4 separate regions of the Mus musculus genome follow, and all the other regions are linked to region 1. Evidence: chromatin loops called from intact Hi-C (ENCODE). Cell type or tissue: left cerebral cortex. All regions are shown on one strand. Region 1 has its middle 42 kb from the start of Glrx. Region 2 holds the start of Ell2 (elongation factor for RNA polymerase II 2). Region 3 holds the start of Erap1 (endoplasmic reticulum aminopeptidase 1). Region 4 holds the start of Rfesd (Rieske (Fe-S) domain containing).

The links. A loop is a pair of places that touch in the nucleus more often than their neighbours do. Peaks named below come from ENCODE experiments on the same cell type or tissue, not always from the same donor. Only the 100,000 strongest peaks of a DNase experiment are listed, where the experiment ranks them.
Region 2: a loop joins it to region 1, with 3 times the contacts of the local background. A loop is called at or near these places in 20 of 42 quality-filtered maps.
Region 3: a loop joins it to region 1, with 4 times the contacts of the local background. A loop is called at or near these places in 2 of 42 quality-filtered maps.
Region 4: a loop joins it to region 1, with 4 times the contacts of the local background. A loop is called at or near these places in 5 of 42 quality-filtered maps.

The regions. Positions count from the first base shown.
Region 1 is chr13:75,794,296-75,802,295 of GRCm38, reverse strand. No RefSeq gene overlaps it. Among named protein-coding and RNA genes, the nearest start is that of Glrx, 42 kb to the left of the region's middle. In left cerebral cortex, a CTCF peak has its summit at 4,241 (motif pointing right); DNase peaks (open chromatin) are centred at 3,507, 3,730, 4,274, 4,755 and 1 more place; H3K4me3 peaks cover 489 bases; H3K27ac peaks cover 657 bases.
Region 2 is chr13:75,703,432-75,711,431 of GRCm38, reverse strand. Ell2 (elongation factor for RNA polymerase II 2) reads right to left here and starts at 3,948. Exons shown (of 12, transcript NM_138953.2): 1 at 3,635-3,948. The coding sequence starts at 3,781. It overlaps 1700037F03Rik (a long non-coding RNA gene), which reads left to right and starts at 4,275. Exons shown (of 3, transcript XR_873683.1): 1 at 4,275-4,353. In left cerebral cortex, CTCF peaks have their summits at 2,331, 3,423 (motif pointing right) and 4,035 (motif pointing right); DNase peaks (open chromatin) are centred at 3,010, 3,042, 4,008, 6,153 and 3 more places; H3K4me3 peaks cover 4,412 bases; H3K27ac peaks cover 3,845 bases.
Region 3 is chr13:74,634,479-74,642,478 of GRCm38, reverse strand. It overlaps Erap1 (endoplasmic reticulum aminopeptidase 1), which reads right to left and starts at 2,626. Exons shown (of 19, transcript NM_030711.5): 1 at 2,586-2,626. In left cerebral cortex, CTCF peaks have their summits at 1,600 (motif pointing left) and 3,412 (motif pointing left); DNase peaks (open chromatin) are centred at 2,294, 2,605 and 3,374; H3K4me3 peaks cover 1,623 bases; H3K27ac peaks cover 799 bases.
Region 4 is chr13:76,018,088-76,026,087 of GRCm38, reverse strand. It overlaps Rfesd (Rieske (Fe-S) domain containing), which reads left to right and starts at 7,526. Exons shown (of 4, transcript NM_178916.5): 1 at 7,526-8,000. Gm52035 (a long non-coding RNA gene) reads left to right here. Exons shown (of 3, transcript XR_003950562.1): 2 at 214-291; 3 at 4,435-4,737. It also overlaps the pseudogene Gm4165. In left cerebral cortex, CTCF peaks have their summits at 4,083 and 7,351; DNase peaks (open chromatin) are centred at 4,087, 6,842 and 7,426; H3K4me3 peaks cover 1,292 bases; H3K27ac peaks cover 1,403 bases.

The sequences.
Region 1 (8,000 bases):
ATCCCAATTGAAGTGGGGGAGGCAAAATTGTCCCTGCCTTGGAAGGATGCATAAAGCAACACTCATGCACACTAGAGCCCCACCCTCACATCAGCAGCCTACACACACACACACACACACACAGCCACATCCTCACTGCAGTAGCCTACACATACTAGTATTTTCTCCGTGCCTTGTGAGGTGAGTAGTGTTTCAGCAGTTGTCACTATTTCCTGGCACATGCCAGTATGAGAGATGCCCACACAGGCTGACGTACAGAGAGCTTTTTACTTCTCGACAGTCCAACTGTAGATGCTCTGAACTGTGCCTCTTATACTCAAATCTTTAATCTGGTCCCCTTTCTTACAGTATGAGGCAACAACAGGCTTGTAGTTTACACAGAAGACTAAAGTGACATGCTTAAAGCCACCTTTATTTTGTTTATAAGGCTGCCCAAGTTCCTGTTTTGTTTAGAAAAGCAGATGATGAAACGTGAGTCTGTTCCTGGCTCAGAGATTAGTCAACTAAATAGGATTTTAAAACTTTTATTTTTACCTGATTGATAAAGCAATATACAGATAAATGTAGCATCTAGAAAAATAGAATAACAAATAAATAAAAAAAAACCCCAACATTCAAAATGTGGTTACTTTTTAGGTAAGAAAAGTTTAAAAAATGCCTTTTTAGAACAATTTTAGATTTATAGCAAAATTATGTGAATAAGAGTAGGGTATACTTGTTACATTATCAGGCTTGTGGGGGTGTGGCTCTGTTGCTGGGGAAGAGGGCTGGTTCTTTAGTTTGCAGGCAGCCTGGGATAGAGTCCTAGCATTGAATGAAACAGGTATGAGGGCACACAAAACCCATTGACAGACTTTATAGTACATGTTGGATGGTTTCACCACTTACCTTCTCTGCTTCAGATCTTACACTAGTATCCATCTGTCTACAATGTCTCTTTTGGTTTTGCATGAGCCTAAAAGAAGCCCACTTTTGTGTTATTGCCCCCTTTCTCTACATATTTAAAACTTCTACAAACTAGGATGTACCATTTTCCTAATGTTAGACATTCAGATATTCACTTATCATGTAGGAAAATTTAAAATTAATTTCTGGAAATAACTTTCCAGGTTCTTGGAAGAACTGGGGGTTAGTTTGGAAATAAACTGTGTGGTATAGTATCCTGGATGCCATCTCCTGGACAAAGGCTATCTATGACTTGCCTGGAGGATGGGCCTCACCAGAGGCAGCCAGGACAAGGCTGGGGACAAGCTGATGTGGAGTTAACTCTTCCTTGCTCCTGTGGGAAGAGCCAGCACATTTATGCCTCTTTCTCCGACACTCAAGGCTGAGCTGTGGAATGGATGGGGTAAAGCTTAGCAGCCACAGGGCTGGGAGGGCCTCACGGCAGCTACTCTTCTACACTGCAGTACCATTCCAGCGCTGTGGCACCGGTGCTGCCACATTACAGTGAGACACCTTCCCCTTCCCCCTGCAAAGCCTTTAGAGCAGTGGTTCTTAACCTGTGGTTCTCGATGCCCCCCTCCCCTTGGGTTCACATATCAGATAATCTGTATATTATCAGTATACAGATAATATAACAATAACGAAATTACATTTATGAAGTAGTAACAAAATAATGTTATGTTTGAGAGTTACCACAATATGAAGGTCATAGCATTAGGGAGGTTGAGAACCACAGTTTTAGAGTCTAAAGTTTAGACCCACACCTGGCACCTGGCACTTGTTTGTTTTTTCTGCTGTTAGGGACTCTTGGCTTCAGGGGGAACCCAGGCCTACTGCTGGCAGGAGTGAGCTAGATCTGTGAAAACAGATGTTGACAAATATATCATCTGTGGTGACCCAGCAAATTCAAACTGCCTCCTGGAGTCTGCAAACTATGCCAGTCTGTATAGACGGTTTCACTAGATGGCAAACGATTGCAAAGACCATGTTCCTTTGCCATGTCTCATGTACATGCGGCCCAATCCTGTGACAGTAACAGAACCATGTGTGTTGTGGAATGGATGGGGTAAAGCTTAGCAGCCACAGGGCTGGGAGGGCCTCACAGCAGCTACTGGTCTACACTGCAGTGCTATTCCAGTGCTATGGCACCAGTGCTGCCACATTACAGTGAGACACGTTCAAGTCCAGAGCTCTCAAGTGCTATGCCCACTCCAGTGAAGTCTGCCTGTCGGGGTTGAAAAGCCTGGAGGCAGTCGCGAGGCAAAGAGTTTCAAGGAAATTCAGCCTCCTGGAACCTTGGCATTCTCATAGCCCGTATACTCAAACCCGATCCCCACGTTAGTATGGTGTATGCTCTCTTTCAGTATTGATTCATTATAAGTGCCTTTAAAGGTTGAATTTTGACATAGGTGAGCCTCTGCCAGTGTTCCAAATCCTTGAAGCTGACAATCTTGGAATTCAGTAGGAATTCAGTAAGAATGATACCTATTCAGTAACATTCAAATTCACTTCTAGTAGAGATGGTGAAACTAATTACAAAGAATGGAGCTAGGATAGCTCAGGGCTGGTCTGCAGAGTGATTACTTAGGACAGTAGCCAGTCTCACCCAAACAAGGGAATATACAAAGGCCTAGTGAATAGGTGAGTTATCCATCAAAGAGTTAGGGAATCCCCCTGGGACCAGTTTCTTCACTAGGCCCAAAGGAACAGCATAATCAAGTTTTTACTAAGAACCCCTAGTGGTGGGCTTAACAATAGACTGGCATTACACCTGGCTCCATTCTAAGTGGTAAACAGCGGCCTGGTCCCCGCCATCTTTTGATGTATAGATTCCTTTTGTTTTGTGTCACTGTAATTCAGCAGATATGTCCTGCCTGGCTTTTCTTGTTTTTTCTTCTGTATAAAAAAGTCTGTTTTTCGTTTGGACATTATACTCAGATTCAACATACTCTCTCGTGTCGTGTCTGTTTGTCACCCCACTCCTTCGCCCACCTGCAACCAGAGACCCGTTCCTCGCAGATAGGAGACCCAAAAAAGAGGTCCATCTGTGGCACTCAAGGCCGATCCAGCCTCATCTGGCTTGTTACCTATGCTGTGTACTTCCATGTGACAGGGGCAGAGGCAGAATCTATAACACGTTTTCCTGGCCTGCTCCAGCTGCCTAAGGTCGAGCCCAGCCAGCAGTGTTCCTTGTCTGTCCACTGGAGGCAGGTTTGTCACCATATCCCTGCAAGCCACTGTGAAAAGCCTTGTTTGCTTTTGCCCTAGAGTCCAGCCAGTCCCCTGACCTCTAACCCAGAACTATTTGTTCCAGGCGTTCCTCAGTCTGACATTCTAGTTGAAAACAAAGCCAAAAAAAAAAAAAACCCAAACCAAAAAAACCCAACAAACAAACAAACCTACCATCTTCCAATCATCCCTCTATATTTGGGGGTCAGATGAGCTGGTTACCTTTATGGTCTAGAGGGAATGAGTCAGTTAGCGTTTAAGCAAGAAGCAACATCTGCTGTAGTTCAGAGGCTGGCAGAGCACCAACGGCTGGGAAACTGTAGGAAGCAAGAGACCTGGCCAGAGTTCTTTAGTCCTATGCTGTGTGTCCATGAATGCCTAGGCCAGTTCCTCCTCCAACAGATATTTTGTCTCATGTTAGAAACCTTCTCTGTAGCATCTGGCCAAAACCTAAACCTATTGCTGGCCAGAGTTTTCTGAGACCCACTTCCAGCCTCAGAAATAGTTGAGGCTTGATGTCAGACTTGTCATAGCTGGCTGGGTTTTGCTTCATTTCCTCTTCCTAACAGTTGCTCAGCCAGTCTTTATTTGCATGTGGGCAAAGACTTTGGTAAAGAAAGGAGGAGCCTTGTTAGCTGCCGTCTCACTCATGGCTAAGTCATGAGTAATTCTACTAGCAGAGCTAGTATTTGATACCCCTTACTCCTTTCTGCTTATACAGAAAGGTGAGGGATTATATAGGATTATTTATGAGTTTCTGTTAATTGTAAAATTTAGTACAAATCCAGCAATGAGGGTAGTGATGGTCACTTTTTCTATTTGTTCAGAGATCATGTACAATCTTGTACCCTTTACATAACACATATACACCTTGAATACACATGTGCATATGTGCTTGCCACACCACATTCTATAACAAGGAAAGGACCTCGAGGAATGGTTTGGATAGAGGGTATGTATTTCTGCTAGTGTTCCTGGCAGGCCTTGCAGTCAGGCCTGGCTGCTAGCAGTCTCAAAGCTCACAGAATTCAGAGACCATCCACTCCAGGCTGCTGCTTATCCCACACTATCCAGCAGATGGCGCTGCACGCCGCACTGTCGCACCTGTCTGCCTTGGCTGTCAGGAAGTCAGAGTTACTACTGTGCAGTCAGGAAGTGGGTCTGCTCTCACTGAGCAGCGGTGGCTTACGCAAACCATGACTCATGGGTTTGACGAGGGCCTTTGTCAGAAGCAATGAGATCTGACCGTCACCACCCAATGGAAAGCAAAGTGCCTAGCTGGCCGGAGATCATGGTTGCTCACCGTTGATGCCTGGCTTTTTCAGGCAGCATGAGTTCATGCGGAATTTCAGAACCTGGCTGTGACTGATTCACTTTCTGTAAACGAGGGTCACCATTTCCACTTCCTCCGCTTGGGCTATTATTTGAACTTCGAGGTCAGCAACTGTTCTGGTGCTTACCGGAGGCTTTTGAGTATTTCATAAGTACTATTTCTTTCCTCTTCTTAAAAGTTTACTTTGCGATAAGGTCTCAGTATGTAAGCCTACCTTCTTGGAACTGGCTATGTAGATCAGTCTGACATCCAGTCCACCCGCCTCTGTTTCCTGAGTGCTGGGATTAAAGGCACATCTCACCACCCACTCATCGCAGCAACATTTAGCACAGATCTGAAGTATGAAATTGTTATCTCTCAGCCCTTCAAAAGTGGGTTAGTCTCAAATATCATACTGCTCTGCTTTTGCCTGGAGGGCAGGAGAGTAACCTCCATAGAATGCCTGAAACTTGGATGGTATTAAACTCTATACACACCGTTTTACTATATATATACATATATATCTTATCATATATGTGGCTGTATCTTTTGTAGTTTGTGAAGCCATAGAAAGTTAGTTCAGACTTCTTCTTTTCCTTTTTTTTTTTTTATTTTATTGTTAGAAGATCTTAGCAGCTCCAACATAATTCTTTTATTAGTGGAGACTTTTATCCTGTCTTATACATTTTTTGCTTGTTTGTTTGTTTTGTTTTTCGAGACAGGGTAGACCAGGCTGGCCTTGAACTCGGAAATCCACCTGCCTCTGCTTCCCGAGCGCTGGGATGAAAGGCGTGTGCCACCATGCCCGACTCTGTCTAATACATTTTATAGCTCATCTTTGGTGTACCTGACTTGTACCTGTTGTCTTATACATTGTGGTCTGTAATTGAGTTAGGGTGAATTGAACACAGTCAAGGACTTCATCCTCTGACTAGTGGGTAGTGGCATATACAGTGGATGCAATGGCCTGGATGACTCATACAATAGACTGGACCCTATGGGAAGGATGAGATGGCATCATACTCAGCGCTAAGGGCATGTATACCATCTTACATCATACTCAGCGCTATGGGCATGTATACCATCTCACAACTTAAGAACGGTTTATTTCTAGAATTTTCTATCTCATACTTTGGGAATGTTGTTAAGGCTAACGAAAATAAGACAGTGAATAAAAGGCAGTGGCGATCTAGTGTTTACATGTACATGTATTTGTATAGAAATTCATGTGAAACTTTTGAAAATTCTTGTGGCAGGAAGCCCCAGAGGGGATGGCTTATGGGGACAGTGATGACTGCGCCAGGTGTGTTGATGACTGGAGTCAACCTGTTCTAAAGAGTCTGCCAGAACTGGATTAATGTGCAAAAGACACAAGTTGTAGTTAGACACAGAGAAGCAACAAAGCCAGAAGGGCTCCTAGTGTTGAGGCAATGATCCAGAAGGGGGCTAGGTAGCAGGAGCCAGCCTGTCAGGGGTTACAGCACCTCAGGACTCAGCTTTGGGAGGTAGTGGCTGGGGGTTAGACTCAGGTAGATGTCCTGTGGTTAGTGATTCTCTTCCATGCCTCCCTTTATAGCTCTGTCTCTGTTCCTGAAGTTCCTCTACTTATATTTGAGGGGGAAAAACACCCTCAAGAACTTCCCCAAACTCCATTTCTAATTCTGTTTAACTTTTCTCTCAGGAGTTTTCTGCTCAGCCTACAACCGTTTCCAACTTGTAAAACCCCATATCTCATTTGCCTTCAAACACTCTTTTATAGAAATTGTGTGTGTGTGTGTGTGTGTGTGTGTGTGTGTGAGAGAGAGAGAGAGAGAGAGAGAGAGAGAGAGAGAGAACACATGTGCTCTGCTATACAGTTTTTGGTCCTTTTGTGTTTTCACATAGGAAAAGAATAATCTTTGGGGACAGGAGCCTTCTTTCTTGTGGTCTCTCTTGAGCCTTCTCCTTGGCCTTACAGTGTGGGCTGTGCAGGTACCTTGCTTAGGTCTTTAATGGAGTTGGGTGTGAACTGAGGGCAGGGGTGAATACACACACTGGGCTCACACAGACACAAGAATATGATATCTCATGTGAGCAACCAATCAAGCAAACACATAAGCAAAACACTAACATTTTGTAAAAACAAGCCCAACAGATTTAGCTTTGTCCTACTAAACTCTTCTTTGCCCTGGAGTGCACAAGGAAAATAATGCCCGTGTATATAAGGTATTGCTGTGCATGTGTGCAGTGTTACGAAGAGGTTGGCTCTTCTAACCTTTTCTTCCTCAGTAAAAGGAACATTGGAGTTGAAGAAAATGAGAGAGCGCTGGTTCTCTCTGAGCGTGTGTTGGAATATCCTTTGTATAAGAGGGGGAATGCAGACTAAGGCCCTAACACTATGCTATGACTGTCCCAGACATGGGGCACTGGTGACCAGTGAGGCTGAGGAAGAGAACAGCCATTGTCAGTATACACATACTTCCATGTATATTCATGGTTCATCTGTCAGTTTACGATGCAGCAGTTCTCAACCAGTGGGTTGCAACCCCCAAAAGACCATTGGAAAACACAGCTAATTTACATTATGTTTCATAAAGGGAGCAAAATTATACTTATGAATGAAGTAGCTATGAAAGCAATTTTATGGTTGGCAGTTACCAAATGAGGAACTATTAAGAACCACTGTTTTAAAGGGCTTTTGTTTGAGAAAAAAATACTTATTTTACTTATGTGTTTGTGTCTTCATGTGGATATAGCACACATGAGTTCAGTTGCTTGCAGAGGCCAGAAGAGGGGTTCAGATTTCATTAAGTTGGAATGACAGGCAGTTGTGAAATGCCTGATATGGGTCCTGAGAACTAACTTGGACTCTGGAAGACCAGCAAGTGCTCTTAACCACTGAGCCCTGTGTAACACATCTTAATCTGACTTTGGTAGGTTTCAGTGACTCCAGTGAGCTTGGGTAAATTCCTGAGTGCTTGTATGTGTACCAGCCATGCGCCTTAGGCCACCTTAAATAATGCCTTCAAACTTCTGCCTCCCAAGCCTTTGTAGAGAGACAGGGAATACCGTTTTCAAGTCTAAAATGTGTTTCATTGCCTTTTCTAGAGTCACCAAGGTTAGGTCCCACTTACAAGTCAAGATAGTCTGTGACCACAGTTGGTCTGTGACCACAGTTCCCAGCTCTCAGGTGAGGGTTTTATACCCCTGAACAGTTATTTCCAAAGAATTCCATATTCCTGCAGGTCAGCTAAGAGAAAGGCTAGCAATTGCTTCATGTTCTTAGGCTGATTGAGTTTATGTAATTAGAGGACTGTCAGCCAGACTTTTTGTTATGCACGCCCCTCCCCTTCCTGAGAACTCTTTGCACAATGGAGACTTCCTGTCTACATCTTCACAGTCTAATTCTCTATGGTTGCTCAAGTATTTGTGGCCATGTTTTACTGACTCATGCTCAGATGTCACTGGTAAAAACTGATGACTGTTGAGTGAAAAGTCAGCAAGGAAAGTCCAGAACTTGCCCCCAAGCCTGCCT
Region 2 (8,000 bases), 91 kb after region 1:
AAAACTGGTTCCATATTCCAGGTGTGTGAAAAGCGACTGTCAGCAGACATGCCCTCCACCTGTGCCTCTTGGCATCCCATGCCCATTTACAATCTATCTTCAGATCTCTTCTCTAAAAACTGCAAATTTGAAACAATGAAGAATTGAGATTTGAAGAAAAGCAAAATTTCAGTATCTCCATCAGATTCTGTTTTGATAAACCCTGAGAACTTAGTGTGTTTACTTAATGATTATCCACAGAATTATATAATTTGCCTAAATCATAGCTTATATATTCCTAACTCTCGGTGAACCTTTATGTTAAATGGTTATTTAAAAGAATAAATGAAACAGAAAAAATAATATGGACAAAATAACTCCTGATGCTCAATTTAGCAAATAAAGTTAACACTTTAGGCCCTTAGAAAATTCTTAAAAATTCATCATTTCTTCATAAGCCAAAGCTTCTTGGTAGCCATTTGTCACCAAGGACCCTACTCTATTAGCACAGACATGGTAAGAACAGTTTTATGTAAGAAAAGAAAACCATCCCCAGTCCAGATAAGTCCTCAAAAGCTGAACCACCCCAAAGCTTTCTCTCATCTAGCACAAGCCGACACTCTCAAACAGCAGTTACAATTTAAAGTCACAAATCCTGCTTCTAATGATGGAAAGTTTAAAAAAAAAAAAAAGACCAATGCGTTTCCACTGGAGAATAAAAGGGTTCAGGGTTCAGGCAGATGCCCACTGCTAGCAACTGTTACTGGGTCAGCCCTGGTCTGGATGAACCAGGAAAGGTACCCAGGCATGCCCACAGGTTTATGCTACCTATTCCAGAGTACCCTGATTTAACTTCTTCCCATGTCCCTACAAGGTTGTGATTTTCATCCTAAGTTAGACTCGATTCCGAAGCCTCTTAACAAGTGTTTTTATTAAAATAAATAAATAAATAAATAAATAAAACCCCCCAGAAAACCCCAAAGTATAGCTTAAGTGACCCAACTAAGGACAGGAGCTGGTTAACTGAGAGCAACGCAATGTCTAAAGAAAAGGCTGAGTCAGCTCGTTCAACCCCACCCACCCGCAGCATGCCACATTTAGAAAAATGGAGACCCAGGGACTGATTCAATGTACTAATTTATATGCCAGCAGTGGAAAATGGGTGAAGACAGGAACAGGGACTAAGAACAGTTCAGAATAAAGCCACGGACTTCAGTAATTAAAACAAGCAACATTAAAACAGCATCTAAGCAGAGAGTTGACAGAGAAACAAGATTTGATATTCTGTCTCTGTTAAAATAATGACATATAAACAGAGGTGAGCTGGGCACTCTAACCTTAATTCCAAGTATGAAAACACCAGACAGAAATGAAGGCCATACAAAGATAAGAAAACAAACTCCCTTTCAGGGCCCCATTGGACACTGGGGTCGGGGGTGGTCTGTCACTTCAGTTATCCTGGGCAGCACCTTCTCTTTTCTTTAAGTGGACCTCTTCACCAATTCCCTGAACCAGTGTATGGTGAAATATCCCTGTTTAACTGTACAGTTTGCCTTTTGTTTCCTAAAGGGGGTGATCCCCATCCCCGCCCCGAACCCTCAGAGTTAACTTTCTACACCACTCTAACTCAGCCTCAGCCTTTCCATATCCCCAGGTCTGTTCTGTTGTCTTTTAATTGGGGGCTTGGCTCCTCTTCTTCCTCTCCTTATGTCCCCTTACCTCACTTCTTCCCACTGTCATTGCTTCCTATGCCCCTGGAACCCACAACCTTATCTCTCCATCTTGCAGGGCTGAGTTTCTCTGTCAGCCTTGGCCCCCCTGCCTTCCTGCCTGGCTTTCCCCAGATGGGCCTCCCACTTCATGCTGGTACTGGCCTCTTTCTTGCTTGTGAACCTGTCTGGAGAGTAGCTACTAGCACATTCAGTTTTGCTATTTGGATCTTTGTGTCTTTATTGGTGGCTCTACACTGCTCTCCAAGCCTTATTTGAGGTCTTCTCCCTGGGTGGAAGGTCTGTTTCTCCATATACTTGCACTCCTCCCTGTTGGCTTCCCCTTAATCTCCACAAAACGTGTCATTACTTTCCACCATATGCTTCTCTGTGCATAACACGTGCCCAATCAATTCTTTGGGAGCCTCTGAGAGCATATGATCTGGATCTTTCCTTTTCTGTCAGGTGAACTCATATACTCCCAAGATGTACACAACTGTTTATGTTCTCTCTGTGTGTGCATGTGTGTGGGAGCTTCTGGAAGCTCTGCTGGCCCAGGTTTCTGCTTCTCACGATGGCTCTGCCTAAGACTATTTTTCTCTGTATGCATTTAAAGTGCCTGGCACTAGTAGGAGCTCAACAGATGTTAGTTCTTTTTCCACTTTTATCTAAGTATGTGAGGTCCGAGTCCCTCTGTGCCTGTTTTATGAGACATATTGGAATATATTCTTTAGTAGGCACTGAACTTCTTGTTAGAAAATCCTGTGGGGTGTAGCTGTTTGTTTCTTTTCTCTGAACAAAATGCCCCTGGCTCTTCCATATGGTATAGTCTTTCCCTTCGACAACATGTCCACTTTCGTCTCCCTACTCCCCCACCCCCTTTTACATGCCCATAATCGGCTTCCTTATACCCCCATCTGGTTAAATTGTCATTACGGTGCCTTTCTGTGCGAAAGTTCCTGGGTTTGGACTCCAGCTACAGGGTATGTGCCTTGGAGCCTCTTCCTCTAGTGGAGTCAAGCGCTCAGAGTATGGGATGAGGCGGAGACCACAGGTTTCTCTCTCTGGGGCCCAGGAAAAGAGCAGAATCTCATCCAGTCAGCCGTCTGTCTCCCCACAACCTTCGGGCTCGCTCCTCGCCAACAGACAGCGAGCCAGCACAGGACGCGGAGCGCCTTTCGGCTACGCGGAGCTTCTGAGAATTCCTTTCCCCAGACCCGGCCGTCTTGTTTCAGGCTCTAGTTGATTTTGAGTCTTCTGGTGTCTCTCCCGGAGATGAGGTGTCGGTTTGCGGCCACTCGGTATGCGGTGTGTCTCCGGGAACCCAACCCACAGAGCTGGAGTCCCCGAGTCCCCGAGAGTGCAAGGTGTGTCCCCCTCCCCCTCCTCGCAGCGCCAGTGTCCCGGCCTTCCCGAGTACACCATGTACACTCTCGCCTGCAATAGGGGTGCCAGTGTCTCCGAGTCCCTGAGAGTACTAGTTATGTCTTCACCCCCACGGAGTGCCGCTGCCCCTCGCTCAGCGACTCAGCCATCCCTCCGCGTTTCCCAGAAAACTCTGACCGCTCGCGGCCTCCGACCCTCGCTTCTTTACTGGTAGCTCCGTGCGCCCCCTCCGAGGGTAAGGCGATCGCCACACTTCTCTCCCAAAGGACCCGGTTCCTCCTCCGGACCAAACAAGCCAGAAACCCCGCGGGCGGCTGTCGGAAAGTCCCGCAGCGGCCGCGCAGCCCCGGCCAGGCCGACCCCGCCACAAGGGGCCGCCCGCCCGCGCCCTCGATCCAGAGGCCCCGGACCGCGGCGTCGGCGCCCGCGGCTGGCCTCGTTCCCTTCGGCGGGTGCGGAGGCAGCAGCGGGAGCCAGCGCCCCACCGGCGCGGCGCCAGGCGCCCGGCAGAAAGATCAGTGGCCGCCGCCTCCCCGAGCGCTGCCCGGCCGGCCGCTCACCTTGTGGCTCTGGTAAGTCTCCAGCGCCCGGATCGCCGTCTCGGTGAGCTTCACATGCAGCACGGTGATGTTGTCCTGCCCCAGCCGCCCGCACGCCAGCCCGTACCGCTGCTCCTCCCGCAGTCCCGCAGCCCCCCCCGCCGCCATCTTAAACTCCCCGGGGTGCCACCGCGGACGCCGCTCGGGCTCCAGCCTCCACTGCGGCCGCGGCTGCTCGGGCTCCTGCAGCCGCCGCCACAGCTACGGCCATCCCGCTGCTGACGTACTGTCATATACTGCGCGCAGCTAGACCTCGGGCTTCCACAGCTGCGGGCCGCCCCACCCTCGAGCCCGCACCCCGCCCTGGACTCTGTTCATTGGTCTGAATCCCCACAGAGCCTCCCTCATTGGCTGCTCTTCACCTCAAGGGGGCGGGGCCCAAAGTCGCAGGAGTTTTGCTCTCAGGACGGGACGTCCGACAGAGGAGAGGTTGACGTCGGGGTGACGCGTCGAGTTAATCTTATCTGACGTCATGTCTCGTCTTGGCTCTCCTGCGGCGATTGGCTGGACCGATTTGGGGCAGAACCCTGCTAATTGGGTGTCAAGGTTACCAAGTGAGCCTAAGTCGGAGCCCCGCCCCTTGAGAGGTAATAGTGGACCGAACACATAGGTCAACCTGTTCTTGCGGTACGAAGTGAAGATCCCCATTCGGTAGGGGTGAAGGCAGGACAGATGACCAAGTACGGATTTTGTTTCCTGACAGCTGCACAAGCTTTGGGTCTTGATATGCTCTGTGGTGCAGACACCGTAGGCTGTCTCAAGAGAGCTTTTCCTTAAAAGGAAGTTCAGTACTGGGGTGGCACAAAGGTTTATTTATTTGTTTGTTTGTTTGTTTGTTTGTTTATTTTTAATTCCAGACTTGAAATTACCAAGTCAGCTGTAGTCTTCAGTAGTTGTGTGAGACTGTGTGGAAAACTTAAGCACAAAATTATACCAGTGCATTAAATGTGTTTTGAGTGGTGGTCATGATACAATAAATAGAGTTGGACCTTAGAGTCTTTCAAAATCAACTCATACATGTATGTGACTTCAAAGGAATAGAATATGCACTGGAGCTCATCATATGATCAGGGTTATGCCTTTTTATGGGTCATGGGGAAACCATACTGTTCGGGGTTTCTTCTTTCAAAGGCCCTTGAAGAGTATAACTGACCTTGAGGTAGGTAAAAAGAAACAATGATACCACCCATTCTCTGAGTCTTCTTTGAGATCTGTGTCTTTCATTGGTTTTATTTAGGCTAGGAGGTCTTACTGAGTTTAAATGGAGGAGGTAGAGGCCAAAGTGTAAGGAGGCTTGGCTTAGTTTCCACTTCAGTTTACACTGTGTGTGGGCATGGCTAAAGGAGGGTGCCTACAGCAATCCTCTTTAAGCTGTGTGCGGATAGACTAGATAGGTTTCCCCTGAGAAGGTCAATTAATTGGCTGATCAGAAACACAAGACAAAAAGCAAACAATTGCCAAGTTGAGGCTGGGAGATTGACTGTGGAAGGTAGGTTCTAGGCCCGCCTGGGCTTCAAACCAAGCCCTGTCTCAGAAAACAAGAGCAAAAACTAAACAAACAAACAAACAAGTGAAAGATTTAAAAGCAGGGATAGGCACTCTGTACAAATATCCCTTTTTGGCCGGGCGTGGTGGCACATGCCTTTAATCCCAGCACTCGGGAGGCAGAGGCAGGCAGATTTCTGAGTTCAAGGCCAGCCTAGTCTACAAAGTGAGTTCCAGGACAGCCAGAGCTATACAGAGAAACCCTGTCTCGAAAAACCAAAAAAAAAAAAAAAAAAGAAGATATCCCTTTTTGTTTTAAAAATCGAGACATTCATTATTGTAAAGCCCTACCATCGTCTTTCTGGATTTTTTTTTTTTTTATAGATATTTACATGGTATTTTTCTAGCTTTTAAATACAATTTGGGCTATAATTGCCTTTAATTCTATATTCACCCCACACCTTAGTAAATCCCCCCTTTTCCAGACCCTCAAGCATTCTATGAATGCTTGCTATGAAAGTCTCAGAAGGAATTCTTTCTGTAGTGTGGTTATTAAATAAAAGTCTGAGTATCAAGTCTAGTTTCATCAGATCACTTTGTAGCTTGTCCTGATTTCAGCCCACTGGTATGAGTTCTGTTAACCCATGGTTTCCACCTATTACTTTAGTGTTCGTATAGTGCCAGTTCACTTAAATTCATTGAATAAGGAAATTAAGGCAATAACAAGGGGGTGAATTAAGAAATGTACTTTTACAGGGCAAAATAAAAGCTTCATGTTTCATAAAACATGAAATATACCTGACTCAAATATCTAAATGAAATATAGTCTGGAGAACACTTCTGTGTGAACCTTTCTTGTTTTCTTTCCTTCTCTAGGGAAGAACTTAACACATATCTAACGCCTTAGTTATTTGGGGGCGGAGTGAAGATGGAAATGGGGGGGTTTGCTCGAACAAGTTAAGCCTGTATCCCACTGCTTTTCCGGTGAGGGTGGGTAAATCCCCACCCACAGGACATCCTAACTTAGTCTCCTCTTACTAAGAATTCTGATGACAGCCAAAGGCTGGGGGAGTTTTGAAACGTCTTATTTCTTTCCCCTTTTCTAGTAGAAGATTATTATCTTCATTTTAGGTAAAATTTTCTCACACCTTATTTTATTGGGAATCAAATCTTTATTAATGGCTAATATGATGGTGTAGCAAATTAATGTTTATTTGCATTATTTTTCCCTTTTGAGCTTCTCAACTGGGCATGGAAACAATCTTCATACATGCCAGAGTAGCACTGCCCAACAGAAATTTTGATTGATTATGCTGATACAAGCCAGATGGTCAGTTTGTGCTGTCCATAAGAATAGTTTGAAGGAGGCTGATGAAAGTCACCCTTTGGGAGGCTTACCACTGTATACATGTTTTCTGTATCTTTGTTCAGGTTCAGTTTAAATGATTAGTCATTGAATGCCAGATAAGTGTAACATTGTGGAAAATTTAAATATTCAACGTTATGGTTTCCAGGGGGAGTTTTCTGTATAAATGTGAATGAACCAACACACAGCAAAGCAATTAGAGAATTAGTAGATGCTAATTTGGATATGTTGGTGATGAGCTTTAAAAAATGCAAAAAAAAAAAAGTCTAGAAGTTTTTGTGGAGGTAGGTCTCTTGAAGGCCAAGTGAATTCTTGATAAGTTGAGTGATACAGATGGAGAGATATCAATACTAATTATTGTAATAATCACTCTAAACAAACTCACTCATTTTCTGAATGAGGAATCAGAGACCCTGTTAATTTAAAAGGAACCTGCCTAACTTATTATAATTGGAAGAGGTGAGTCTGAGTCAGCTTTTTAACCTAGCACCTATATACACTGAATAGATATTGTTGTCTTTCACAATTACAAAGGGAAATAGTGTGAGGCAGGACCTACCGTGGCTCTGATGTATACTTGTGGAGTTCATAGAGAGGCTGCTTGAACATTAAGAAATATCGTGGCCTTCAGATGTGCCGTCACCCCTCATCTCTGGTTGCTACATATTTAGCAACCATTTCAGATGTCTCTGACATCTTCAGGAACCATGTGATACCAAAATAAGTGAAACAGATCAAAATGTCATAGCGATGGTGCTACTAGGTTATGATGAGTTGGAGGTATTTAAAAACCTGATAATTTCTTGGTTCAGATTAAGTGATCTCGTCCAGTATTGCCAGATTTAATTTTTAGCATAGCTAGTAGACAATAACATTTATATGAAACCTTTGATTTTTATTAGCATTTAGCCAAACATTTTAATGTATAGTAACAAGCTTGCTTATCCTAGCACTTGAGAGGATGAGGCAGGAGAATTAAGAGTTCAAGACCAGGTTGGACAAGTGTAGGGGTTGTTTGATAATTTCTTGTTAGGAAGTATTAGAGATAGAGTGCTATATAGATTTAAAAAAACAACCAAAAAAAAAAAAACCTAAACTGAAATGGGGTTCAGCAAATATCTTGTATTTCTGTAGATTGTATGTTTATCTAGGAAAGGCTTAAGAGTGGTACTTATATAGATGTTGGGAAGGGAGGTTGAGTCTTTCTGTAACCATATATACAAAGAAGACCCAAGACTAATAGTTTTCTGGAATAGACTGCCCATCACTGCAGTTTTTCAGGTACCAGTTCCATTCTCGCTCTTGTATACTAGGATACTGGGATTGGTTAGTGCATATCCTGGCAGAGGCAACCCCTGCTTTTTCCCACAGGCTAACCTTTTCTGACCATCTTTTTCTACAGTTAGTCTCCAAGATTCTTTGCTCATTTTAGGGCAGTCTGACTCTTTTTAAAATATTTGATCTAGGTAGATGTAG
Region 3 (8,000 bases), 1.2 Mb after region 1:
ATTCCCTTCCCTCAATACTTTTCTCCTATCTTTCAAGGTTCAATTCAAATAAGGCATCCCTAAGAATCCTTCCTGGAATATTCCAGACACAAGAAAACACTTCTTTGACCTTTCCCAGTACTTTCTGTGTCCCCCTCATGGCATTTTCCTAGCCCTGCTTCATAATGCTCTCATTAGTGCATTTATTCCTATACTTTTGCACTGGAGACTGCTGGAAAGCAATAATGCAATGGTCTTTAGATTCCCACACAGCACCTACATGAGAGGGGCTTGATAAAACCCAGTGCAGTGAGAGGTATTTCACTGTTAAAATTCTTTGGCTAATCCTAACCAATCTTAGGTCATGTTCTAGTATGTTTAGCTCTGGTATTACAATAAAGAATTGAAAGCAAAAAGCAGGAAGCCTAGGGATAAGTTTGCAAGGGAGTGGGACTACTCTGTATTTAGGATGAGCTAGAAGTTGGGGTAGGAGAGAGAACAGTTATTAAGAAAGACTACAAGAATGTCTAGAATGAATATCAAATAGGGATCAGTGTCTTTTATTGAACTAGAAAAGCCTAGAAGTACAATTGTTAAATATTAGAACTTGACAATAGCTCTGCTATATTACCTCAACCTTCATTTTGTAGCTCTTAACCTTAACTTGACCTATTATTGTTCCTTGCCCTGGTAAAACCAATTTGTTATTGTGCTGTGTCAGGAACCTCATGGACTTTAGAGATCCCCTAGGCTAGATAGCCTAAACGTTGCAAAGGTTGTAAATGCGCCTGTTTGTTTTTTCCCATATAAAAACTGCTTCTGGGGACTGTCTGAAGTCACAGTTCTGGATCCTGACTCCTCACTGAATCCTTTAGTAAAATCAGTCTTGGAGTGTTCGTTCAATAAACCAACCATACCTGAATGGAACTGGTGTCTCAGTGGTACCTGGAACACAATAACTTGAAAAGGAAGAAAGAATTGTGGGTTCATTTATTAACATGTAAAACTTTGATGTCTGAAAGAAGACTCCCAAATAAAATTTCTAGGAGGACTCTTAGCACAGATATAATAATGTCATACCACTCCAGGCTTTGTTTTAAGTTTAAGAACGTTGTAAAATACTTTCCTTTTTCATGTGATGAAACTGAAGTTATCCTCTGTTAAGTTAGGCTCTATCACCTAACTTAGCTCAAGCCAGAGAGTCTGCTGCCATTTTAGAAATCTTATTTAAGCTGTATGTGGAGATTCTGACTCCTCATGGTCCTCAGGGAAGTTAAAGGTAATTGTTTGGATGATTTCCCACTTGTATTAGGACTGAATGTAAAACAATCTCAGCAACACATAAGCTTTCAAACAGCCCCCAGGATAATCCAACTTCTGTTAACATGCACTGAAAATGGCTCGTCACTTCTAACAAAGTATTTCAATGCAGAATTAAAACTATGTAAATATACTAGAATTTTCCTCTTGGGGCCACCTTAAAAAGCTGCTGATTCAAGGTACATTTCCAAATCTGATCAGGAAAGGGGTGGAGGGGGCTGGTGAGATGGCTCAGTGGGTAAGAGCACCAGACTGCTCTTCTGAAGGTCCGGAGTTCAAATCCCAGCAACCACATGGTGGCTCACAACCATCCGTAACAAGATCTGATGCCCTCTTCTGGTGTGTCTGAAGACAGCTACAGTGTACTTACATATAATAAATAAATCTAAAAAAAAAAAAAAAAAAAAAAAAAAAAAAACCTATGGCAGGAAAGGGGTGGAGGTGGGAGCTTTGACAACTGTGGCCAATTTTAAAAAGGTTTTAAATTATTGACCATATATGGAGCTGACAGGAATTCTGGCTTTCTAAAGAAAACACAGTTTGTCTTTCCAAACCCGGGTTACCCAAAGAACCATCAATAAAAGTTTAAACAAAGTGTGTTCTCTTGGTCCTTCCCTTCCTCTTAGGAAATTAACCATTCTAGCAACATAACAGAAAAGGCACTCATTTTGCTCAAACAAGTTCAAATAAAGCTTTCTCTATAATGGCCTCATGTAGCCTTGGGGGGCGGGATCCAGATAGTGATCAGGAGCGGGAGGGGGAGGGAGAGGGGAGCGGGAGAGGGAGGGGGAGAGGGACCGAGTTGGGAGTGGGGCCCGGTTTGCAGGGAGTACAGGCGGAAGAGAGGGAGCCTTCCGGACACTCTGTGCCCTCCCCAGCGCTTCTTCGCTTTCTCTGGGAATACTCTCAAGGTGTTCTCCACAGGCCGCTCCCTAGGTCCGCCCAGTCCTCCCTGGTCGCCATTAGGCTTTAGTGGGATGGACCGCTGGCCAGTCTCCAGCAGCTAGGCGGCTCGTGGTCAGCTCCTGCCAGTGACTCACTCGAGCCAGCGAGTACGCCGGCCCGGCAGCCTCGGCTTTCTCCGGGCCGGGCCGGCCAGCAGCGCCCTGCCGGGGCTTCACGCTCCTCGGCGTGCTCAGACTCCTGCTCCCGATCCTCCGCGCCCGTCCTGCGCACTTGAGCCCGGGCCTCCACCGGGGTCGGTTAGCCAGAGCCCACCCTCAGCTGCCCACAGCCCTGTACCGTGCGGGCCCAGTCCTCCACCGGGCCAGGCCGAGACTCCTCACCTTCATCACAGCCGCCAGTCTGGCCGCCCGGGACCGAAAGTGAAAGTGAAGGTGGACCGGCAGGGCACGTGGGGCTGAGGGTGAAGTGAACCTGCTAAGGCGCTAAAAGAGAGCAAGCCTAAGGGATCTAGCCAGGGCTTCGGGAACTCAAAGTTAGGGACCCTGATAGGGAATGCATTCTCCAGGACTGGCAGAGCACCAGGCAGGGAGGCGCACCCATCAAAACGTGGACTTTTTTCTCCTCCACATCTCGTGGTGTATTTGTTTTGTTTGCTAACTTCACTAACGGAAGAAATGCAGCAATGTGCAAAGGTAGTGCTCAAAATGGCATTGGCCTGCCAACTTGGAAGGACACCTATTGGATGCAGATGTTTTCATCTGAGAGCCCTGCCCCACCCCCAAAAGATTCAACCTGGGAAGTCAAATTCTGAGTGCTCTGGGGATTTTCTGTTCAGTGTAGGTACCTTATATGCTGGGGGGGGGGGGGGGGAGATTAGAGGTGGCCCCCAGAACTTCCCTACCCCTAATAAGGAAAAGACACTACACTACAGAGGATTGCTATTTATTTATTTATTTTTGGTTTTTCAACACAGGATTTCTCTGTGCAGCCCTAGCTGTCTTGAAACAGCCCTAGCTGTAGATCAGTCTGACCTCGTACTTGCCGATCCGCCTGGAGAGCCGGGATCAAAGGCGTGTGCTACCGCTGCCAGGCAAGGTTAGATGGCTTAGTGGTTAAGAACCCGCTGCTCTTTCAGAGTTCATTTGTTCAATTCCCAAGAAACTATAGGGTGGCTCACGACCATCTAGAAAGGAATCTGATGCCCTCTTCTGGCAGGTAGGTGAACATGCAGCACTCCTACATTTAAATAAATAAATTTAAAGCCAGTTTTACACAGAAGTAATCAAACACACATTCTAGTTCCTGTCCAAATATTATCCTGGCTGTTCCCCAGTTTGCTTAGGCCTAGTTCTCAGTGTCCTGCCCTTTGAGAACTTGGCATCCAAGCCTCTGAGCATTATTTCTCAACACTGTTTTCAATGCTTGTTTTTGCAAAAACTATGTACCACCAGGGACATTTTTTTTTCTTACAAAGGAAAACATTTAATTGGGGGCTGGGTTACAGTTTCAGAGGTTTAGTCCATTATCAGCATGGTGAGAAGTATGGAATGGTGCAGGCAGACTTGTGCTGGAGGAACCAAGCGTTATATTTGATCCGAATGTAGCCAGAAGAATACTCAGATTCTACACTGTTCAGAGCTTGAGCATTGGTTAGCTCAAAGCCCAACTCCACAGTGATGGACTTCCTCTAACAAGGCCACACCTCTTCATAGTGCCACTCCCTATGGGCCAAGCATAGAAACACATCAGTCTATGAGGGCTAAACTTATTCAAACTAGCACATTTATGCACAACATAAACTAGGCCTGATTAAGGTGGATAATATAATATCCTTTCTCCCACCCCAAGAGATAAAGCATCATATATAGTCCAGCCTGGACTGAATTCATGGGCTACCTACTTCAGCCTTCAGAGTAGTTGGTACTGTGGTATATACCAACCACTACATCCTGAAATCTTTGTGTCCTTGTGGCCTACCAACAACTAAACTACTAAAATACATAGTGCATCTATGGAACAGTACTAAAAATAAAACCCAGCTCCCTGTAATTTTCAGTCACCTTTTAAGAAACTGAGCCAAGCAATCCTAAAAATCGCATTCTTAGCAGCTACTTGTGGCATATGTCTTTTGGGTAGCATATGCCTCTAATCTCAGCCTGGAGGGGAGGAAAACCACCATGAATTCTAGTCTCAAAACAAAACAAAATACTTGAGCAGCAATAAAGCTCTGAGCTTGAATAACATCAGCTGATGGTATGTGGTAGACAACAGGTCCTTACTAGTCCTTTAATGTGATTTGCTGCACATCCCTGTGATGATGGCTGGTAGGGGAGGGCCTAGAAGATCAGCCAAATTCCAAAAGGGGCTAAATCTTAAAGAAGATGCAAATGGGAACTACAGAAATAGCTCAGAGATTAAGAGTACTGACTGCGTCTCTAAAGGACTCCAGTTCAACTCTTAGCATCCACATGGCAGCTCACAGGGAGACTCAAAAAAAAAACTGTGGCCAGGAGGTGTTGGTGCACACCTTTAATCCCAGCACTTGGGAGGCAGAGGCAGGTAGATCTCTGAGTTTGAGACCAGCCTGGTCTGTAGAGCCAGCGAGTTCTAGGACTGCCAAGGCTACACACAGAGAATCCCTGCCTCAAAAGACCAAAAACAACAACAACAACAACTGATTTGACTGTGCGATGGTGGCTCATGCCTTTAATGCTAGCACACAACAAGCAGAGAAAAGCAAGTCTCCATGAGTCCCAAACCAGCCTGGTCTACATAGAGAGTGTTCCAGGATAGCCTAGGCTACATACTATTCAGCCCCACAATATTTCTAATTATTTACTTCTTTAATGTTTATGCAGCTGAGACTGAACCTGGAATCTTGTGTGTGCTAAGCCCACACTTTACTACTTCCTACATTGCAGCTGTCCATCATTTATATCAGTGCCTGAGACTCCCAATTTGGGGGTCCTCTACAAACATCTGTAGATACGGCAAGTAGTTCCATTTCTAGATATAAAACAAAGACCTAGATTCTTTAGCCACACCTCCTACTTCTTGTTAAAGCCTGACTCTGTCAATCTGACTTTCTATCCTGTTGTTTTAGATTAGAAGCCTATGACAATTGAGAATGTGAATTGACCTACAGTATGGTTCCAGCTAGGTGTACTCCTGGAATTTTCTCTAGCATCTTCAAGTTTCGACTATTTTAAAGCACATGGGTTTTTTTTTGGGGGGGGGGTTGTTTGTTTGTTTGTTTTTTGGGGTTTTTTTATTTTTTGTTTGTTTTTTGTTGTTGTTTTTAAGATTTATTTATTTATTGAACATTTTAAATAGGATATTTTATTTATTTTTATTTCATATGTTATTCCCTTTCCCATTTCTCTGCAAACCCCTTATCACATCTTCCTTTACTCTGCTTCTATGAGGGTGCTCCCCCACCCACCCTCACCACCCTAGCTTTCCTCTACACTGGGGCATCAAGCCTTCACAGGACCAAGGGCCTCTCCTCCCACTGATGCCAGATAAGACCCCTTCAGCTCCTTCAGTCCTTCCCCTAATTCCTCCACTGAGGTTCCTGTGCTCAGTCGATGGTTAACTACTAGCATCCGCATCTGTATCGGTCAGGATCTGACAGCCTCTCAGGAGACAGCTGTATCAGGTTCCTGTTAGCAAGCACTTCTTATCATCCACAATAGTGTCTGGGTTTGGAGTGTGCATGAAGGATGGATTCCCCAGGCTGGATGGCCTTTCCTTTAGTCTCTGTCCACTGTTTGTCCTTGTATTTCCTTTAAACAGGAGCAATTCTGGGTTAAAATTTTAGAGATGGGTGGGTGGCCCTATCCCTCAACCAGGGGGGTCATGCCTAAACTTTGGATATGGTCTCAACAGGTTCTCCCTCCCCTTTGTGGGGTATTTCAGCTAATGTCATCACCTTGGGGTCCTAGGAGGCTCTTGCTTTCCTGGCATCTGGGACTTTCTGGTTGCTACCCCCAGCTCCCCAGCTCCCATTGCTACACACCTCTCTTCAATTTCCTGACCCTCTGTACATCTCCTGTATTTCCTGCCATACCTGATTCTTCCCCTATTTTCCCCTCCCTCTCCTCTCTTCCTGCCAAGACCCTCCCACCCTCTACTTCCCTTGATTATTTTGTTTCCCCTTCAAAGTAGAACTAAGCATCCACTCTTTGGTCTTCCTTCTTCTTCAGCTTCATGTGGTCTGTGAGTTGTATCATGGGTCATCTTTGTATATTTTTCCTTTGATGAATATGAAATGTCCTTCTGTCTTAGTCAGGTTTTCTATTCCTGCACAAACATCATGACCAAAATGCAGTTGGGGAGGAAAGGGTTTATTCAGCTTACACTTCCATACTGCTGTTCATCACCAAAGGAAGTCAGGACTAGAACTCAAGCAGGTCAGGAAGCAGGAGCTGATGCAGAGCCATGGAGGGATGTTAACTTACTGGCTTGCCTCCCCTGGCTTGCTCAGCCTGCTCTCTTATAGAACCAAGACTACCAGCCCAGAGATTGCACCACCCACAAGGGGACCTCCCCCCTTGATCACTAATTGAGAAAATGCCTTACAGATGAATCTTGTGGAGGCATTTCCCCAACTAAAGCTCCTTTCTCTGTGATAACTCAAGCCTATGTCAAGTTGACACAAAACTAGCCAGTACAATTGATCCCTTGTCAACTTGTCATATAAACACATCACTAGTAAGCCTCAACCCTTATTATCTTATTCATCCCCAAGATCTAAATAACTTTAAAAGTCTTTGCAAATTCTTAAAATTTCAATCCCTTTAAAATATCCAATCTCTTTTAAAATCCAAAGTCTTTTTATAATTAAAGGTCTCTTAACTGTGGACTCCACTAAAATACTTCCTTCAAGAGGGAAAAAATATCAGGGCACAGTAACAATCAAAAGCAAAATCAAACTCTAACTGTCAAATGTCTGGGATCCACTCACCATCTTCTGGATTCCTCCAAGGGCTTGGGTCACTTTTCCAGCTCTGCCCTTTGTAACACACACCTTGTCTTCTTGGCTCCAGCTGCCTGTACTCCACTGCTGCCTCTGTTCTTGGTGGTCATCTCATGGTACTGGCATTTCCAAAACACTGCTGTCTTCTACTATAACTAGGCTTCACCAACAGCCTCTCATGGTGTCAAGCCTCTGCCCCTTTGCATGACCCCTTCAGTCCTGGGCCATCAATTGCAACTGAGGCTGTACCTTCACCAATGTCCTTCCATGGCCTCTCACAGTGCCAAGCCTCAGCTGCTCTCCATGAACCCTTCATGCCTTCAAAATCAGTACCACCTGGGTGACACTTATACATTACCAAGTCCTGCTGCAGCACAAGGTACAACCTTGGCTATCTCTGGAATACAGTCTCTAAGTGCTCTCAGGAAACACCAGAAGATTTCACTTCAATGATGCTGGTCTCATCTTAATCACCACTACTTTCTTAGCTCCAGTTACCCAGTCACAGTAATGCAAAGTTTTTGCTTTAGTAGTTCTGGTATCTTGTTAATCACAGCTGATTCTTCAGCTAACAAGAACCACAGAATCTTCATAATCAAAACATGGCCCTGATAAGCATTTTAATTTTCCCTCTGAAATTTCAGAAGCCAGGCCTCCATCGTCTGCACTGTTCTCAACATTATCTTCCAAGCTTCTACACAACATCCTACAGAGCTCTTAACACTAAATGGATCTTCTAGCCAAAAGAACCAAAGTCCTTCCACAGTCCTTCCCAAAACATGGTCAGGTTGTCACAGGAATACCCCACAATGCTGGT
Region 4 (8,000 bases), 220 kb before region 1:
AGAAGTTGCTTAGGCTTGTGACCAGTGTCTGAAAATAACCTGGAAGAAAGAAAAGAAAAAGCTACTATCTTTTGAATTAGAACTTGGGAAGGGGCAGGTTTAACAGTACTGTGGCAGAAACTAACCACGCAGGCTCATGGAGAGGGACTTGTGGGAAGTAAAAGCATATTCTTTTCATTAAATACGTAATTATTCCTTTCACCTTCTTATCAGATTTTCAGTGGGGCGAGCCTCTGGACAGGTGATGAGCAGGCACACCCAGTTGGATTAACTTTAACAGAAGAGACAAACGTAAGTAGTGTCTTAACCTTCAAAGCAGATTACAATCCAATGTTTCTGCCCAAGGCCAAATGTAGAACTCAGAATTCATTCTTTTGACTGTGAGAAAATAGTTTTCCCTTGCTGAGCCTCAACAAAGTCCCAATATCTCTCCCTCTTCATATGGTATTTTAAATCTTGAGGGGCAGTTGTGATATTTTCCTTTCTAGTGTTACCAGGGAAATAGAAGATAGACTGAAACTGTCCATGAGAGAGGGTGTCCATCTTCAATGGCCTCCAAGATTGTTAATCCCTTTAACACTCTCCCTAAGAGCTGAAACTGAAATGATTTAAGAGATGGGTTGAAATTGGAGTATAGAAGGTTTGAGGGATGATGCTGGGCCTTGGAAGGTGGTCATGAGAACTCAGGTAGTTGGAATTAGGTTGCAGCAGGAGCATCTGAGTGTATATGGACTGTGAACAGAAGGAGATAAAATTAAGCTTGCAGCTGAATACACAGGTTGCAACTATAACATCACTACTAAGAGTCTAACAGCTACAACTCTTTCCCACCCCAAAAACCCTGAGATCCAACTGCAAGGCTGCTCACCAAAAGGAGTGGGCATCTGGCTCTCACTCACATTTAGCTTCCAGGAAGCTGTGTGAAAGTAGATGAAAAATTTAAAAACAAGCAAACAAACAAACAGACTTAGAACTAGAACACCCAGATACCACTTTGGGCATTTCTGGCTTCTAGTCAATACAGAACAAAGAACATACCTGACGAAGAACAAGAATAGAACTGTGTGTTTTCAAGGTCTCTGCCTGGCTGATTCATTAATTTAATCTTAAGGAACCCAAAGAAACATGGCATCTAAATATAGTCTTGGTTCTGAACTGGGTTTCAGAATTAGATGATAGGAAGGAATCCTAGCTAACTTCCTGATTTTATGATGTAGAAAGTATCTTTGTGTTCAGGAACTGCACTCTAAACCCTAGGGACTGATGAGGCCTCGGAACGGGAACTCTACCCTGGAAAGGTTCCAGGCATGGAGGAAACTGGAAACCTAAGTTCTATTAACATCACTACTTCTAATAACAGCACATGCTACTCTACCCACTGTTGTCTAAAAGTCCAGCGTACTGAAAGACAGCCTTTCTATAGTCTCAATTTAGCTGTGTCTGGTCTCCAAGGTCTTTGTCTTTTTGGTCTTTCTTCATTTGCTGAGAGTGTAGATGGCAGGCATTCTGGGCACTGCTGGTCAGGAAGCAGCAGCTTATATTTAGAGGCCCTTTACTGGAACTCCTTAGCTTTGTGTGCATTTGCTAAACCAGGCTTGGTACTGAAAACTTGCTACAGACCCAGTGCAAAACCCCTGGTGAACTCCTGTGTTTCACCATCTCCTATTGTGAACTGTGTATTGATTGCTGAATGTTAGGTCACAAATTTTACCAGAAACAACAAAATATGTTTCACCTGCTCACTTCTAGGCTGTTAGCAAGACTCTTTAAATGCATGTTTAACCGCCCCAATTAAGATGTTTATGATTAAATGAAGCTTTCGTTGTTCTCTTTCCTTCTATTCTCAACTGGTTCTCTCAGACAGAAAAGAAAGTTGATATGGTTTTACCAAAGTGCAACAGAAATAAAAATAATGATATCTACAAGATGCTCTCAGTAGCTAAAAGATGAAGGACAGTTACCCAAGGGTATTTCCGGAAACAGATCTGAACAAAACTGGTTTTGGCTTAACTGTGAGGATGATGTCAAGGGACAAAGGAGTCTTCTCATGAGCAGTCAGAGAGTATTCTTAACTCCAGCAATGAAAGCACAGAATGTGCAATGTGCCTGCTAAAGGAAGCCTGCTAAGAATTGGCACTCAGAATTTTTATTGGAATCCATAAATTTGTACTTTTTTGTCCCCTCTGTCTCCTTATGTAACAATATTGACTTTCTCCAGGCTTATGGTAGAGACCTAGGTATTCTTAGCATAATGTCTCTTTACATAGGTGACCAGAGATGACTGTCCCTAAAAAAGTTCATCTTGCTAGCTTCACCCTTGGCTGATGTTTTGGAAGTTGCCAAGCTGAAAATTAATATTTTAATTTTGAAAATTATGGAATTGGATATAAATAAGAGATATCAGATTAGACTATGCCAAATTACAATCATAAACAACCCCAACTTTTCGGTTCCTGTGGTTATCACTCCACTGTCAATTTGATTAGACTGAGAAGTGCCTACCAGATTAGTAGAGTCTACCTACAAGAAAGTCTCTAAGAAAGAGTTCTGAAATCCTGGGATCATACTGGTAGGACCTAAAGAGTTGATGAACTCCTTGATGACACCATACTAAGAGACCTTGTTGGGAAATGGGTGAAAAAAGCATGTACCTGCCGTGTGCACTTTATTGTTACTCCTCACTGAATTCCCCTCCTCTCTGATTGCCGTCTGCCAAATACTAAGGAACAACCTCCATAACACAGGCTTAGGGTCCACACCTCTGGTGGCCATGCACCATGCACTGCACCTTCTGAAATCAGAGCTAAAAGAGAGCCTTCCTTCCTCCCGTCTTTCCTCCTCCTTCTCTCCATCCTTCCCTTCCTTCTTTCCTTCTTTCCCTTCTTCCTCCCTTCTTCCCTTCCTTCCTCCCTTTCTCACTATGTTGTTCTGTTGAATATTTTGTCAGAACAGGCAGAAAACTAACCAATCTGGTCCCTCAATACAACAAAAGTTTATTTTTCATCAAAATCACATGCCTTTTGAAGTTTGATGGGAGTTGGTGAATTGTGGTATGAGGCAGAAATGGAGAAGCATGCAATCTTTGTTACCTAGGTTACTTGGGGACTCAGGTTGGTGGGGTTCCTAAATCTGTAGTGTCTGTCCTTCATTCTTGTGACAGGTAAAGGGGAAACTGCTAGGGTCTCCTAAAATAAGCTTTTCTCTTTTGGTCTAGGGATGCACACTGCATTTTCAGTCACAACTGTATGATTAGCTTGTAAGCAGGGTTGTAAGTTTGTGAGATTTTGAGTGAATACCACTGTTTCTGCCATGGTACCCGGGGGAAAATGTGAAGTGTGAGGAAAAGATAATGGTTTGGGAATCACAGTAGATATGATGCATTGAAGTATACTGTGCAGTTTTGAAGGAGAATCCCCCCCCTCATATATTTGAGTACTTGGTACCTGGTTGTTGGAACTACTTGGGAAGGATTAGGAATTGTGGTGTTGATGGATGTGTGTCACTGGAGGAATGGAGTGAGCTTTGAGGTTTCAAAAGACTTATGAGATTTCTAGTGTCCCCTCCCTGTCTCTGTCTCCTACTCTCAGATCAAGATAATGAGCTTTCAACCTCCTGCCTCCACCCCTTTGCTCCTGCATCGTGAACTTTCACCCTCTAAAACTAAACCAAATTAAATGTGTTCATTTATAACCTGGCTTGGTCTTGGTGTTTTATACAGAATAGAAAAGTAACACAGTAAGACAGATATCCTTATTTTTTGTGCATCTGCGTGGTTTGCATCAATAGTTTGTTTTGAGTTAGTAGGAAATTCAGACTGGTGAATATTTTTCAAATCTCCCTGTAGTAGGAGGTAGTAGAGTAGCAATCAACCTCCACCGGCTCACAAAACTACTGATGATAGCGTTTAAATTATCTAAGGGGAGGGGTGTGGTACCTGGAAAATCAGCTTAAAAGCTGCCTGCTCCTCAGTACAGAGGGTTTGGACTCCCCAAAGTTCAGAAGAGATCCTTGAAACTGCCCCAGAATACAGGATACAGAGGAAAAGCCACTGTGTTCTGATTTCACAAGCACCACTGGGTGTCACTAGTAGACTAAACTTAGAAATTCTAGTGAGTAACAACCACAAAAGAAAAAAAATACCCCACAAAGATGGGAAAAAATGTAAATCATGCCCAAGAAGTAGAAAGTGCCTCAAGATGGCCATAGGCAGCACTTAGATGGGGCAGTAGGAGCTGCGAGTTCTACTCAGCTGTAAAGACTTTTACCCAGACTTAAGGGTGCGCTACTACCTACTGGATATGGTGGTGCATACATGACTTTGTGTGCTCACCTGGACAGTAGAGAGAGGTGATTTATTCTATTACCCATTACAGCTTTCCCATCACTTAATATTAATACTTTCATAAAGATAAAGAAAAGTTTCTCTTTATATAGGTGTGTTTACTGGAGTGTGGAGTTGCAAACAGACTGAAGGACAATGGATCTAAAATATATATCCTTTTAAAATGTCAGATTGTGGACTGATGAGATGGCTCAGTGGTTAAGGACACTCACAGATCCTCTAGGGAATCTGGGTACAATTCCTAACATCCACATGGAAGCTCCCAACATCTTTAACTACAGTCCCAAGGAATTAAATGTCCTCTTTTGACCTCCTCAGGAATCAGGAATACATATAGTGCACTGACATGCATGTAAACAAAAGACTCATACAGATAAAATGAATTAAAAAAATAAAGATGTCAGATTAGGCTAAGCAAAAAAAAAAAACAAAAAAAAACAAAAACAAAAACAAAAACATTTCTAAATGAAATTCTTGTTTAATCATTTGGTGACACAAGCTATATCTGTGCTGTGCTCCATGTGTCACAAACAGAGACAGGGCCTGGAGAGAGCATTTTCTAGGAGCTTGTGCAGAGGACTCAGGTTCAATCCTCAGCACACATATGGTAGCTTACAAACACTTTTAATTCTAGTTTCAGAGGCTCTAATGCCCTCTTCTGACCTCTGACGGTGCCTACATGCCTATGGGTCACATATATATGTATATATACATACAGGTACACAAACAGACCCATAAAATAAATATTTTTAGAAATCAAGACTGCTTATAGATATAGCAAATATTATTTCAGTCTTTAATACTTTTTAAAGTGATACTTACCCTGTGTTTGATCAATGACGAAAAGGAACATTGTGGTGGTTTGAATATGATTGGCCCAGGGAGTGTCACTCTTAGGAGGTGTGGTCTTGTTGGAGTAGGTGTGGCCTTGTTGGAGGAAGTGTGTTTTTGTAGGTGTGGCCTTTAAGACCCTTGTCATAGCTGGTTAGAAGCCAGTCTTCTCCTGTCTACCTTTAGAAGAACATGTAAAACACTCAGCTCCTCCAGGCCCTTGCCTGCCTAGACACTGCCATGTTCCTGCCTTGATGATAATGGACTGAACCTCTGAACCTGTAAGCCAGCCGCAGTTAGGTGCTCTTTATAAGAGTTGTCTTGGTCATAGTGTCTGTTCACAACAGTAAACCCCTATCCAAGACAAACATTGTTCTATAAAATATCACTGGTTATCCTAAAACTATATAGTGAACAGAATAGTATGAAGGAAACTAACACTGAGCTATTATTCTGGACTTCTCTGTGTTTTACTTGTTGGGGCTCATTTTGTAAATATTTGGATAAGCCAGATATGATGGCACACACCTGTGAGTGCTGTGACTTGAGAAAACTTGGAGGGTGATTTGAGAGAATCATTTGAGCTCACAAGTCTGAGATCAACCTGGATAACACAGCAAAACTTTGTCTTGAAAGAAAAAAAATGTATGCAACACACCAGGATAAGTGAACAAGACCCCTGAGTCTCAGGTCCCCAGTCCTTTGGGGCACTGAAATCACTGTGTTAGTATGTTAAATACAGATTTCAACGTCCAATTTTGGATTCACAGTGTAATAATTTTGGAAGTTAGTGATCCTGTGAACATGATGAACATGCCTAGGGTCCACCAGATATTCTGTAAGAAATATGGAAAGGACCAACCCCACAAGGTGACACAGTACAAGAAGGACAAGGATTCTTTGTAAGCAGCGTTATGACAGGAAACAAAGTGACTATGGTGGACAAACTAAGCCTATTTTCCGCAAAAAGGCTTCTACAAAGAAGATTGTGCTGAGACTGGAGTGCATTGAGCCCAACTGCAGATCTAAGAGGATGCTGGCTATTAAGAGATGTGAGCATTTTGAATTGTGAGGCGACAAGAAGAGAAAGGGCCAAGTGATCCAGTTCTAAGCTGATTTTGTTATGAATAAAATCTTGACCTTTCACTCCCTCTGATTGCAGTTGGTCTTTCTGGGAGGGAAAAAATGAAAAGCTTTCAGAAATTAAAAAACAAAAATATATATTGAATCCTTTCTAAGATTTTTACTTCATTGATCTGGTATACTGGGCAAAGTTGCTTTGTTATTGTTTTTTGGTTTTGTTTGTTTTAATTCCTAGGCAGATCTAAAGCCTAGCCAAGATTATGAGCTATTGAATCAAAGGATCATTAATTTTAAAAAATCCTTATTATTCTGTGTGAGCAGGGACATGCATGCTACAGCATAGTTTGTTAAGTCAGTTCCTACATCATTAAATGAGCTCTGGGCTACAACTCAGGCTGTCCCGTTTACAAGCACCCTTACTCCATGAATCATCTTGCTGGCCTCTTTTTTCTTTTTTCTTTTTTTAAAGCAGGGTGTCTGTGCTGCCCAACACTTGGGTTCAAGTGATCAACTTCAGCCCGGGTTGTGGGCTCTATAAGAGCTTGCCACGTGCCAGTTTACAGAGAATGCTTGCAAACCAGTAAGACTCATTTAGCTTGCACCTCTGAGCATAAGTATGGGGAGTTCTTATTGTGTTGCTCTTAATGTAACACTGAAAGAGAAATTGAAAGTGAAAACACACCATCTCCCCTTAAATCTAGTAATTTTTAAAAGCTTTGGTATACACAAATACTTAACCTATTTGTATCTCAAGCAATGAGTTATTTGTGTTAAAGAGAGCATATTACACATGGGAGCCTGTATGGTGTAGTGTATGGAATTGGACCTTTGGGTATACAGTATATGGCTGTAAAGTTTTCCCATGTTCTAGGTATTATTTCGCTTAGGGATGAGATTGCTGAGTGCATTTAAAATTTGGATAAATTTAGAGTGAGTCCGATTATCGTTCTTTGAAAAAAGAAAAGAGAAAGAAAATGATGCACCTACTCATATCCCACAAGAGCTAGAAAAATTCCACAAACAGGACAGCAGCCTGATGGAGGGACGGGAGGGGAGCCAGTACTTCCTAGCACGTGACCCCTGCCCCGCCTCCTCACAAACTCGCGTCGCGCAGGCGCAGGACGCAGGGGCTGCGGGAGCTGGGTGTTGAGGGCGGGGCGAGGACCCCAGCACAGTAAGTTAGGTTCTCGCGGTGCGGGAATTGGGTGAGGGGAGCGGGGCGGAGATTTCTGGCACGCTGCTGCTTCCGGTCGGACACCGCCCGGGCCTGCACTTCCTGCGTCCGCTGGCAGCGGTTCCGAGTCCTCGGGTGTCTGAGCAGGGAGCGTTTGGACCCTCGTGGACTGGCATTGGCAAGAGCCTCAGTGAACTGTTCGCCTTGACAGTTGGGCCACAGCCGGGACCTGCAGCCATTTAAATAGGCTTTTCCGCACTTGTGCCATAAACTATGAAAGCGAATCCTTCTGACGTCCCACGCACCCCAAATATTCTCCTGGGATGGCCGTCGGGACGACTGCTGGTTGCCGTGCTGTCCCTAGCGCCGCTCAATCTAGCAGCTGCGGCCTGTCTTCTTAGCAAATAAAACTGGTTTGAGAACTGCTAAAGCCATGGGGGTGGCTACCAGCCTTGCTGCGCTTCCTGCGGTTGCACCCAGCTGTATAGAGTAGAGGTGCCTTAACGTGGTTGTCCTCTGCACACCCTATGATACAGGCCTCTTAGGAAGCAGTCCGGGATTCAGACGCTG